2 separate regions of the Homo sapiens genome follow, and region 2 is linked to region 1. A link is an interaction called in ENCODE POLR2A ChIA-PET data of the cell type or tissue named here. Cell type or tissue: MCF 10A. All regions are shown on one strand. Links, peaks and the distances in the headings refer to the core of each region. The heading gives the core; the rest is flanking DNA. Region 1 overlaps ANO6 (anoctamin 6). Region 2 has its middle 23 kb from the start of ANO6.

Region 1 (5,389 bases), core at 86-5,085:
ACTGCTCACTGTTCCAGCAACTCACCAAATAGGAACATGTTCTTACCAGCAGCACAAAACATTCCACAGCAGAACAAAAGGGGGAATGGACAATTCGGTGAGTCCTTGACGCTTCTTACCCTCCTACCTCTACCTTAAGTGACAACTCTGAAGATTTCTATCATCCACAAACAGCAATATTTCTGAGAAGAGTTTCAGTAAGCACAATTTCTCCACCTTGTAACATTTCCATGTTTGGTGTTGTTTCAGCTCTGCTTATGAACTCTTCCCCTATTCCTACAAGCCTCCTCTGCCCCAACAGTTCAGCTCTAAAAATACATCTAGAAGTTAAACATGCGTCCTTTGGAAGAGCTGGAAACAACTATCACATTACTGATTCTCACACACAACTGGATTACCTAATGCTTTTATAGAAAAACTCAATGTACACTGCAAACCTATCAGATTCACTGTGAATTCATTAGTTCTCTTACCATCTTAAAAAAATTTATTGCAGTAACGTAATATATAAGCATAAAGTTTGCCACTTTAGCCATTTAAAATATATAATTCAGTGGCAATAATTACATTCACAATGTTGCACAGCCATCACCACTATTTCCAAAATGTTTCTGATCACCCCAGAAACTCTAACCATTAAGCACGAATTCCCCATTTCCCCTTCCCCTTTTCCCCAGTCCCTAGTTATCTCTAATCTTTTTTCTATCTCTATGAATTTGCCTATTTAATATATTTCATATAAATAGAGTTATACAATATTTGTCCTTTTGTTTCTGGCTTATTTCACTTAGTATAATGTTTTCAAGTTATATCCAAGTTGTAGCATATATCAGAACTTTGTTCCTTTCTATGACAGAATAATACTTCGTTGTACAGATATACTACGCTGTATTTACCCCATTCATCTGTGGATGGACACGGGTGTTGTTTCCACCTTTTGGCTATTGTGAATAATGCTGCAACGAGCACTGTTATACAAGTATCTGAGTCCCTGTTTTCAATTCTTTTGGGTGTATATCTAGGATTTGGAACTGTGGATCGTACGATAATTATGTTTGCTTTTTAAGGAATTGCCAAATTGTTTTCACAATGCCTGCACCATTTTACAGTCCCATCAGCAATGTATGAGGGTTCTAATTTCTCTACATACTCACCAACACTTACTATTTTGTGTGCTCTTATTTGATTAAAAAAAAAAATAGTAGCCATCCCGGTAGGTGTAAAGTGGTATTGTGGTTTTGATTTTCACTTCCCTAATGGTGAATGATGTTGAGCATTCCCTCCTGTGCTATTAGATATCTGTACATATTCTTTTGGAAAAACATCAAAAATGCTCAAGTCCTTTGCCTATTTTCCAACTGAGTCTGTCTTTTTGCTGTGTTCAGGAGTTATTTATATATTCTGGATATTAAAGACTTATCAGATACATGATTTCCAAATATTTCTCCCATTCTGTAAGCTGCCTTCACTTTTTTAATATCCCTTGATGCACAAAAATTTTTAATTTTCTCAAGTCCCGTTATCTATTTTTAATTTTTTTTTTGTTCATGTTTTTGATGTTATATCTAAGAATCTACTGCCAAATCCAGGTCATAAAGATTTTCCTTTGTGTTTTTTTTTTTTTTTTTTTTTTTGAGACGGAGTTTCACTCTTGTTGCCCAGGCTGGAGTGCAATGGCGCGATCTTGGCTCACCGCAACCTCCGCCTCCTGGATTCAAGCGATTTTCCTGCCTCAACCTCCTGAGTAGCTGGGATTACAGGCATGCACCACCATGCCCAACAGTTATTCCCTTATGTTTTCTTCATGAATTTAGCTCTTGCACGTGGGTTAATCCATTTTGAGTTAATTTTTGTCTGTGATGTGAGGTGGGATTGAACGTTGCTCTTTTCGCATGTGGAAATCCAGTTGCTGCAGCACCATTTGTTGAAGAGACTCTTCTTTCCTCATTGAGTGTATCTGGCACGCTTTTCAAAAACCAGTTGGGCCATTGACATGTGGGTTTATTTCTGGACTCTTGATTCTATTCCATTAGTCTATATATCTATCTGTACCCAAGACCACACTATTTTGATCACTGTAGCTTTGTCATTAAGTTTTGAAATCAGAACCCATGAATCCTCTGACTTTATTCTTTTTCAGAATTGTTTTGGTATTTGGACAACTTGCCATCTCATATGAAATTGTGGATCTGCTTTTTCATTTCTGCAACTTTTAGCATTTAATAAACAGACTTTTAAAAACTTAGATTTACCATTAAAAATAGATAGCTGAAGAGTAATATTATTTAATTTTGCCAATTTGGTATTTTAAAAGCCTGGTTTAGACAGCTGATATTCTATAAATGGCAAACAGTATTAATTGTAGAAATATGTTCCAATAACATCTTGGAACACTACTACTATTGCTTCACAGTCTAACTGGTTCAGGTCTCCTAAGACCCTCAGGCTCTCAGTTCAACATTATCCTGGGTTTGCAACTGGTTGTGGCTTAGCTGAAACTTGGTTCTAGTCGCTGACCTGTCAGTTCCCAGATTATAGTGATTGCACATGGCCTGGGGATGAAAGAAGACACCACTTTTAAATTCCTATTGTCTTTCAGCTCCAAGTACATTTGAGTCATAACTTCATGCTTAACCTATCAGAGTAGGCCTGATTTCAAAACCAGTTTTTGCTGCCTAGAAGGAATGAGAACATAAAAATGAAAGGAAAAAAAAAGCCGCTATAGGTTCACATGACCTTATCCAAAACCTGTGATGCCAAAACCTAGTGTTTCAGAATTCAGAATTTTTCAGAATTAAAAAAAAAAAAATTTTACATGTATATATTGTCTCTATTACTAATGCACCCCCAGTGAAGTCTGGAACAGCATGCCTTACCCAAACACATTCATATTTTGCAGCCAGATAATATAAATATTCATTTGAGGGGGAGGATAATGAAAAATGTAAATGGTCTTGTGTTGGTTGAGGTCAGATATCTACATCAAATGAGTTCAGCTCTGTCAGGTTTTATAACCAAAGGAATTACCAAAAAAATTTTTTTCAGCACTTTATGGATGTTTGAATTCTAAGGAATTGTGAGCCTGTAATAACTACGAATATATTCAGCACCCAATAACAGATTACACAAAACCTCAGTACAGCTGCTTGTCATATACACACAGAGCAAAAGGTTGGCCAATTACCTTCAAATGAAAAACTAATTGACTGGAAAAGGGAAAGACCCCATAGGGTCTCATTTCCTCTAATCATCTCACAAATTGAGTATTTACCAAATTAGTATTTCCCCCAGTAATCAGCTACAAATAAACTCTAACTCAGAAAGTAAATCCTAAATTTGGATAAAAGGAAAATCAGAATTGATATACTACTTTTAATTATCCAAATGAACAGAAAATAGTCATTAATATCTAATATTAGCAAAGATGCTGGGAATAAACACACTGGCAGTGTGGGGTGGTATAAGCTTTTTGGGTAGCAATTTGGTGAGTATAGCAAAAGCTTTAAAATTATTCACACCCGGCTGGGCACAGTGGCTCACACCTGTAATCCCAGTACTTTGGGAGGCCAAGGCGGGTGGATCACCTGAGGTCAAGATCAGCCTGACCAAAATGGTGAAACCCCATCTCTACTGAAAAAATACAAAAATTAGCCAGGTGTGGTGGCAGGCACCTGTAATCCGAGCTACTCAGGAAGGTGAGGCAGGAGAATAGCTTGAATCTGGGAGGTGGAGGTTGCAGTGAGCTGAGATTGCACCCCTGCACTTGAGCCTGGGAAACAGAGTCAGACCATGTCCAAAAAAAAAAAAAAAGTAATAATAATAATAAAATAAAAATAATTCATACCCTTTGATCTTATAATTCTACTAGGAAATACTTGATTGCTTAAATCAATTAGGGTACAGCTATATGACTGTATATAATGCAATTATTTAAAATAATTTATAGAATATTCATGACAGAAAATTTCAGCAATATATCTCTATGTGAAAAAGTAGATTATAAAATGTTATATATTACTGGCTAACACGGTGAAACCCTGTCTCTACTAAAAAAAAAATACAAAAATTAGCCGGGCGTGGTGGCAGGCGCCTGTAGTCCCAGCTACTCGGGAGGCTGAGGCAGGAGGATGGCTTGAACCCAGGAGGTGGAGCTTGCAGTGAGCTGCGATAGTGCCACTGCACTCCAGCCTGGGCGACAGAGTGAGACTCCGTCAAACAAAACAAAACAAACAAACAAAAAAGTTATGTATTATAATATATACCCAAAAGAATTAGAAGTAGGAGCTCTAACAAATATTTGGACATCCATGTTCATAGCAACATTTACAATAGCAATTCAAGTGTCCACTGACTGATGAAATGGGTAATAAAACATAATGGAGTATTATTCAGCTTTAAAAAGGAAGAAAATTCAAACATATACTACAACATAGATTAATCTTGAGGACATCAGGCTAAGCAACATAAACCAGTCACAAAAGGACAAAGAATGTAGGATTCCACATATATGAAGTACTTAGAATAGTCATATTCACAGAGACAGAAAGTAGAATGGAGGTTGCCAGGAGAAGGGGGAATGGGGAGTTATTGTTTAATTGGTAGTTTCAGTAACAACCTTTTTCAAGATGAAAATGATTCTGGAGATGGATGGTGGTGATGGTTGCACAACAATGTGAATGTACTTAATGCTTTTAAGTGCTGAACTATACACTTAATGGTTAAAATGGTAAGTTTTAGATTATGTGTATTGCACCACCACACACAAAAAAGTGTAGCTTTAAAAAAATAATCCTTTAGCTGTTGTAGGCTAGGCTGTACCAGGCAGTAGGTGCTTTCTAACACCTAGATGGGTGAGCAGGAATGAGACCTACTACATGCTCTGCTGTCCTTTAGGGAGAGCTCTTCTGAGGCTTCAGTCCATAACGACCATCTGACGGGTGGAGGGGACTCTCGTGGTGCTGGGGCTTTTATCATCTTACCTCTACTTTAACTCTCCCCCTTGCCATAAGCCATTTTCCAATAAACTAAAGGGTATATAATTTTAAAAATTGTTATGTTTTATATGATCTAAGACTTATATGGGGTTAAAAAAATGTAAGCAAAAGGATAAGGAGTAGTGGGATGTCAGGTGATCTTTAATATTTTAATACTTGACGTTTTCCAAATTTTCCACAATGAACAGAAGACCAACACATCAAGAAGCATCCCAGTTTTAGCATATCTACCCTCCACTGTGTCTTCCCTTCAAAAGAGGTTTGCTATACCTTGCCTTTCCCACTTCAGTAAATGCCCCAAAATTCACCAAATTAACCAGACCAAAATTACTGACGTCATCCCTGACTCCTTTTCCTTATTCTCCTACATCCAATTTCTCAGTAAATCCTGTCCG
Region 2 (5,389 bases), core at 169-5,168, 97 kb after region 1:
TTTCTAAAGTCCATGTTCGATAATAGAGGCAAAAATAACTCTACAATGTATATATGTGTAAAAAAATTTTTTTAATCGTTTTTTTTTCTTTTGAGACAGTCTCACTCTGGAGTACAGTGGCACTATCTTGGTTCACTGCAACCTCCACCTCCCAGGTTCAAGCAATTCTCGTGCCTCAGCCTCCTGAGTAGCTGGGATTACAGGCGCACGCCACCACACCCAGCTAATTTTTGTATTTTCAGTAGAGATGGGGTTTTGCCATGTTGGCCAGGCTGGTCTTGAACTCCTGACCTCAAGCTATCCGCCTGCCTTGGCATCCCACAGTGCTGGGATTACAGGCGTGAGCCACCGCGCCTGGCCTTAAAAATCTGTAAACACATAGGAAGTTGTCTCATTTGACTGGACAATGCAGCCATGCATGGATGCCACATGGTGCTTATTGCAAAGTACTGTTACCGAGCAATAGGCTTGCTTCCTGATGCACACAGAAGCCAGTACTATGGCACCAATTTTTAAGAAAAGAAAAAGCTTTATTGTAAGTTTGACCGGCAAGGAGACAGGAAGCAATGCTCAATCAAATCTGTCTCCCCGAGCTGGTTCTAGGGGCAGGTTTCATAGGCAGAGAGTAACTATGAGGGAGACAGGGAAATGCAAGGAGGCATGATCTGATTGGGTCATGCAACAAAATGGTGTTGGGTCCTTGGTTTTTAAGTTCCTACTGCAACAAAATAGGTTACCCCTTCCTTCTTAATTTGGTCCCCATTTCTTTATCCTGGTATCTACGTTCTGCGCGTGGTTGACTTTTTCATTCTGGCTGGCTCCAGGGCACAAATCGATCACACTTGGTTCATCTGGCCATGCTCAGGTTACATGATTTGCAGCCTGGGAGTCCATTGCAACTGAGAAACCATTCATTATTTTTTTACTGGCAAAGTTGAACCAGATTGTACAGTGGGGCCACCTCTGCATTGACAATCAGATGTGTGATGTCCCTTCCCGCTGGGAACACTGTCTCTGACTGCTGTGGGGAAGGAGCCTGAGAGCGGGTTGTGGATTCTAACCCTGCTGTTGAGTGCAGGAAAGAACTGTGCAGGCAATGGGGCTATTGTGTTTTCATTTCGATCCCAGGAATGAAAGCTCAGCTTAAAAAACATAATTATAATGGACTGTTTTTTTTTTTAACCAATAATTAGTTTTTCTCCCACTAATTTATGTAAGGTATGGTATTCCTAAACAATCATTAATGTATTGTTTTTATACTTTTGAATGACTTTTGAGAATGATTATTATCTTTCTGTGTATACATTGTAATTATTACTAAGGGAGTTCATTTTACATCCATGCTGTACCCATGTTTAGCCTAATTTGGTTTTACTAGCCCCTTGGTACTATCATAGCTCCTCCACCCTCCAAGCAGAAGATTGACTATATTTTAAAACTGGGTGTGAGGCCAGGTGTAGTGGCTCATGGCTGTAATCCCAGCACTTTGGCAGGCCAAAGCGGGTGGATCACCTGAGGTCGGGAGTTCGACACCAGCCTGACCAACATGGAGAAACCCCATCTCTACTAAAAATACAAAATTAGCCGAATGTGGTGGTGCATGCCTGTAATCCCAGCTACTCGGGAGGCTGAGGTAGGAGAATCTCTTGAACCCAGGAGGTGGCGGCTGCAGTGAGCTGAGATCATGCCATTGCATTCCATCCTGGGCAACAAGAGTGAAACTCTGTCTAAAAAAAAAAAAAAAAAAATACAAAAAAAAAAAACTGGATGTGAAAGGAAGAAGTCACATGGTTACTTCTTCACAAGGAATCTCTCTGACGTAAATCTGCATCCTTTCCCTCTTCTCTCCTGGCTGCACCTACCTGCACCTCCCTGCTACTCCTATGTCTCATACACAGAAAAAAGGCTTAGGATTTTTACCAAAGGTCTGGAAATTCCAGAAAAGGCTGCTAGCATCATAATATTTTTTCCCCTCTGTTCACTAAGTCAACAATTTAAACCCTGGTCCATCTCCAAATTCTCCCTCTTCTCAAATGCACCTTTGTTCCCTTTTTATTTTGAGAAGGTTTTTTTTTTTTTCTTTTTTTTAGACAGAGTCTTGCTCTGTCGCCAGGCTGTCATGCAGTGATGCGATCTCGGCTCACTGCAACGTCCACCTCCCGGGTTCAAGTGATTCTCCTGCCTCAGCCTCCCGTGTAGCTGCAACTACAGGCACATGCCACCACGCCCAGCTAATTTTTGTATTTTTAGTAGAGACGGGGTTTCACCATGTTGGCCAGGATGATCTCGATCTCTTGACCTCATGATCCACCTGCCTCGGCCTCCCAAAGTGCGGGGATTACAGGCGTGAGCTACCACACTCGACCTTTTTCTTTTTTTTCTATCAGGACCTAGTCCAGACCTCAGAATTCACAGGAAGTTCAGGTGAGGGAAGGCTGTATGGGGCAGAGGTCTTCCTCACCTATGTATTTTACCACCATTGGGGTAAATGTCGGGTGGCCTTGTTTTCCACATAGGTGTAAAGCATCCATGTGGAAAGGCAATCATGGCCCCAGGGAACCACCTTGGGTGGAAGGCAGATTCTGTCTTTCATGGCTACAGCTTCTCACAAAGGGGAGTCCATATACTTATACCCAGGATAGCAAACCTTCAGAGCCTCTTTCTTCCCCATATTCAGGGGCGGAAGAGAGGGCAGGAAGATAACTGACATGGTTTCTAAATGGCCACATTAAACAATATCCACCTTTGTGTATCAGGTTAGAAAAAAAGACTAATGAGTGGTAAGAGAAGAAAGTGGTTAAAAAGAAAGAATGAAGACAGAAAAAAAATTAAATGTCCTCATAGATGTCTCAGACCAAATACAGTATTTACAGGTAATACTTGTACAAACTTTCTAAACCTGGAAATACACACACTCAAACACATGGACACATGTAATATATAATACAAATAAATATCAATTTATTTTATTGGGGTCAGTGGGTCCCGAGAAGCAATATGGAAGGACGATCACTTATAGGTTTCCATTTTTCAAAGGCCAGCAAGCAGTCCAGGGATACCATAGAGACAGCATTTCTGAATCTAAACAGAGAAAAAGGCTATAAAGGGGCCATTGTTCTCACCTGGAACTTTTCATCCTTACCTGTTTTGTTTTTTTTTTTTAATTTAAAAATATCCCTGCAAAAGCATCTACCTTAAAACGGAATCAGCCAGTATCTTCATTATCAAACAGTTGTTAAAAACAATACACCTCTAAAAGTAGTAACTGTTTATAGAATGATAACGGGGAGGGAGGATACACTAGAGAGAAGAACCCTGCCCCCATCAGCATTTCCTCAAGCCCACTCTAACCAAACCATTTATAATTAACTCCTCATCCTGATAGGAGAACTAGTTCTGCTTATCCCCTCGCTGAAGAACAGTGACTTATCTTGCTGAGGATCAGTGACTCATCTATTGTTTTGGTAGTTAAGATGAAAGTGTAAAGGGCATTTCAAATCAGCTAGAGTAAGAACATGATAGCCATGCTGGTGGCTTCTCCTTTTATCTCTTCTGTGATATAAATACTACCCAAGGCTAAAGGGTGAATATTTGTTAATCTGGTCACTTAACAATGAGTCTTTAAAAAAAGTTGTTGAATTGTTTTTCCATAGGGATCCAAAAGGTCTAGTTATACATAAATAGGAGGAAAAAATGAGAGGAGATGCTTTTAAACAGTGTAGGCCCTCTAAGAAGCAAGGAATGGGAAGAATGTTCCCTGCTGTAGGGTTATGTATTTTACAGATTTGCTAAGCACTGAGTATACCCTCATATTATGTGCTAAGCAAATCTGTAAAATGAGAGAAAACATTCCAACTCAGCTTCCTCTTTTCAATTCTCTCCTCATACTTGTCTTAAAGTCTGCTCTAGAAAAAGAGTATCGGCCGGGCACGGTGGCTCACACCTGTAATCCCAGCACTTTGGGAGGCCAAGGTGGGTAGATCACCTGAGGTCAGGAGTTTGAGACCAGCCTGACCAACATGGTGAAACCCCGTCTCTACTAAAAATACAAAAACTAGCTGGGCATGGTGGCGGGCGCCTGTAATCCCAGTTACTCAGGAGGCTGAGGCAGAAGAATTGCTTGAACCCGGGAAGTGGAGGTTGCAGTGAGCCAAGATCACGCCATTGCACTCCAGTCTGGGTGACAAGATCAAGAGTGAAACTATGTCTCAAAAAAAAAAAAGAAAAGAAAAAGAAAAAAGAGTATCTACCTAGGTTGAAAATTAGAAGATCTCCAAATATGAACCTAGTAAGGGTAAACTTAGCTTAAGTCTTTACTATGCTACTTAGAAGCTGTGTCAACTTGGGCAAATTGCTTAACTTTTGTATGTCAATTTCCTTCTTTTGTGTGGGAAGAAGATACCTGATGGGGATAAAAATAGCTCACCCATTGTATATCAATGTTCTCCTCATGCAACAAATATTTACTTACTCTTACTGTGGGCTGTTCACTTGGGACATAGTGGTGAACAAGACACAGAACTCATCCTCAAGAAGCTTACAGTCTGATGAAAACTTTTATTTGAGTGCCTTACTACGTATGAGTCATGCATTTGCTAAGGACTTTCACATATGTGGCATCAATTAATCCTCACAATAGGAGTGTTATCACTCAGGATTTCTGGGCACTTACAACTTCCACTCTGATTGGCCTGTGGCTGAGTAGTTGTTCTTTCAATAAATATTTATTGAGGGCATACTATGTGCTGGGCACTGTGCTAGACATTGGAGATTTACTGGAGAATCTTGTTGGTGGATCAGCTGTATTCATTGGGCACCTCTCGTGTGAGGTTCTGGTTTTCTCATTTAGTCTTCAACATCGTGGATGTGTGGTAGAAATTATCCCCAGTTTACAGAAGAGGAAACTGAGATTCTGAGGGGTTAAACACAAAGGGCACATAGCAAGGATATTTTCAAGGTTATAGTCTGAACTGCTGTAATAAAGAGACTGCGAAATATAGTGGTTTCATTCATTAATGTTTATATTTCTGTCCCTCTTAACAGGCCACTGTGAGCATGCATTTCAGGTTGTTGGCGCAGCTCTGCTCCATGATGTCGATCTGAAACCCAGATTTTCCTTCTCTTGCCACTGTCATCTCCTGCATGGCCAAAGCTAGGTCACCATCATAGTCATGTTTCAGCCTATGGGAAGGGGGAAAGACAATATTCAAGGCAAGTAGCTTTGTCTCAAAGTAGATGCCCCCAAATTGTGGAAATCCTTTCAAATTACATCCTGCTAACCTGAACTTAGCTGCATGGCCCCATCTAGCTGCAAGCGAGGCTGGGAAATGTAGCTTATGGCTGAGTAGTGCTGTGCCCAGCTGAAACTTAGGAGATTCTACTAATTAGT

The links. ChIA-PET counts read pairs that join two places held together with the same protein. Peaks named below come from ENCODE experiments on the same cell type or tissue, not always from the same donor. Only the 100,000 strongest peaks of a DNase experiment are listed, where the experiment ranks them.
Region 2: POLR2A ChIA-PET joins it to region 1 with 5 read pairs; 2 of 35 experiments call an interaction of 5 or more read pairs at or near these places.

What each region holds. Positions count from the first base shown.
Region 1 is chr12:45,287,592-45,292,980 of GRCh38, reverse strand. The region is part of intron 1 of ANO6 (anoctamin 6); the gene reads right to left. Among named protein-coding and RNA genes, the nearest start is that of ANO6, 74 kb to the right of the region's middle. In MCF 10A, for the core only: no CTCF peak of the experiment used is centred there; a DNase peak (open chromatin) is centred at 2,590.
Region 2 is chr12:45,190,616-45,196,004 of GRCh38, reverse strand. It overlaps the pseudogene PLEKHA8P1. Among named protein-coding and RNA genes, the nearest start is that of ANO6, 23 kb to the left of the region's middle. In MCF 10A, for the core only: no CTCF peak of the experiment used is centred there; no DNase peak of the experiment used is centred there.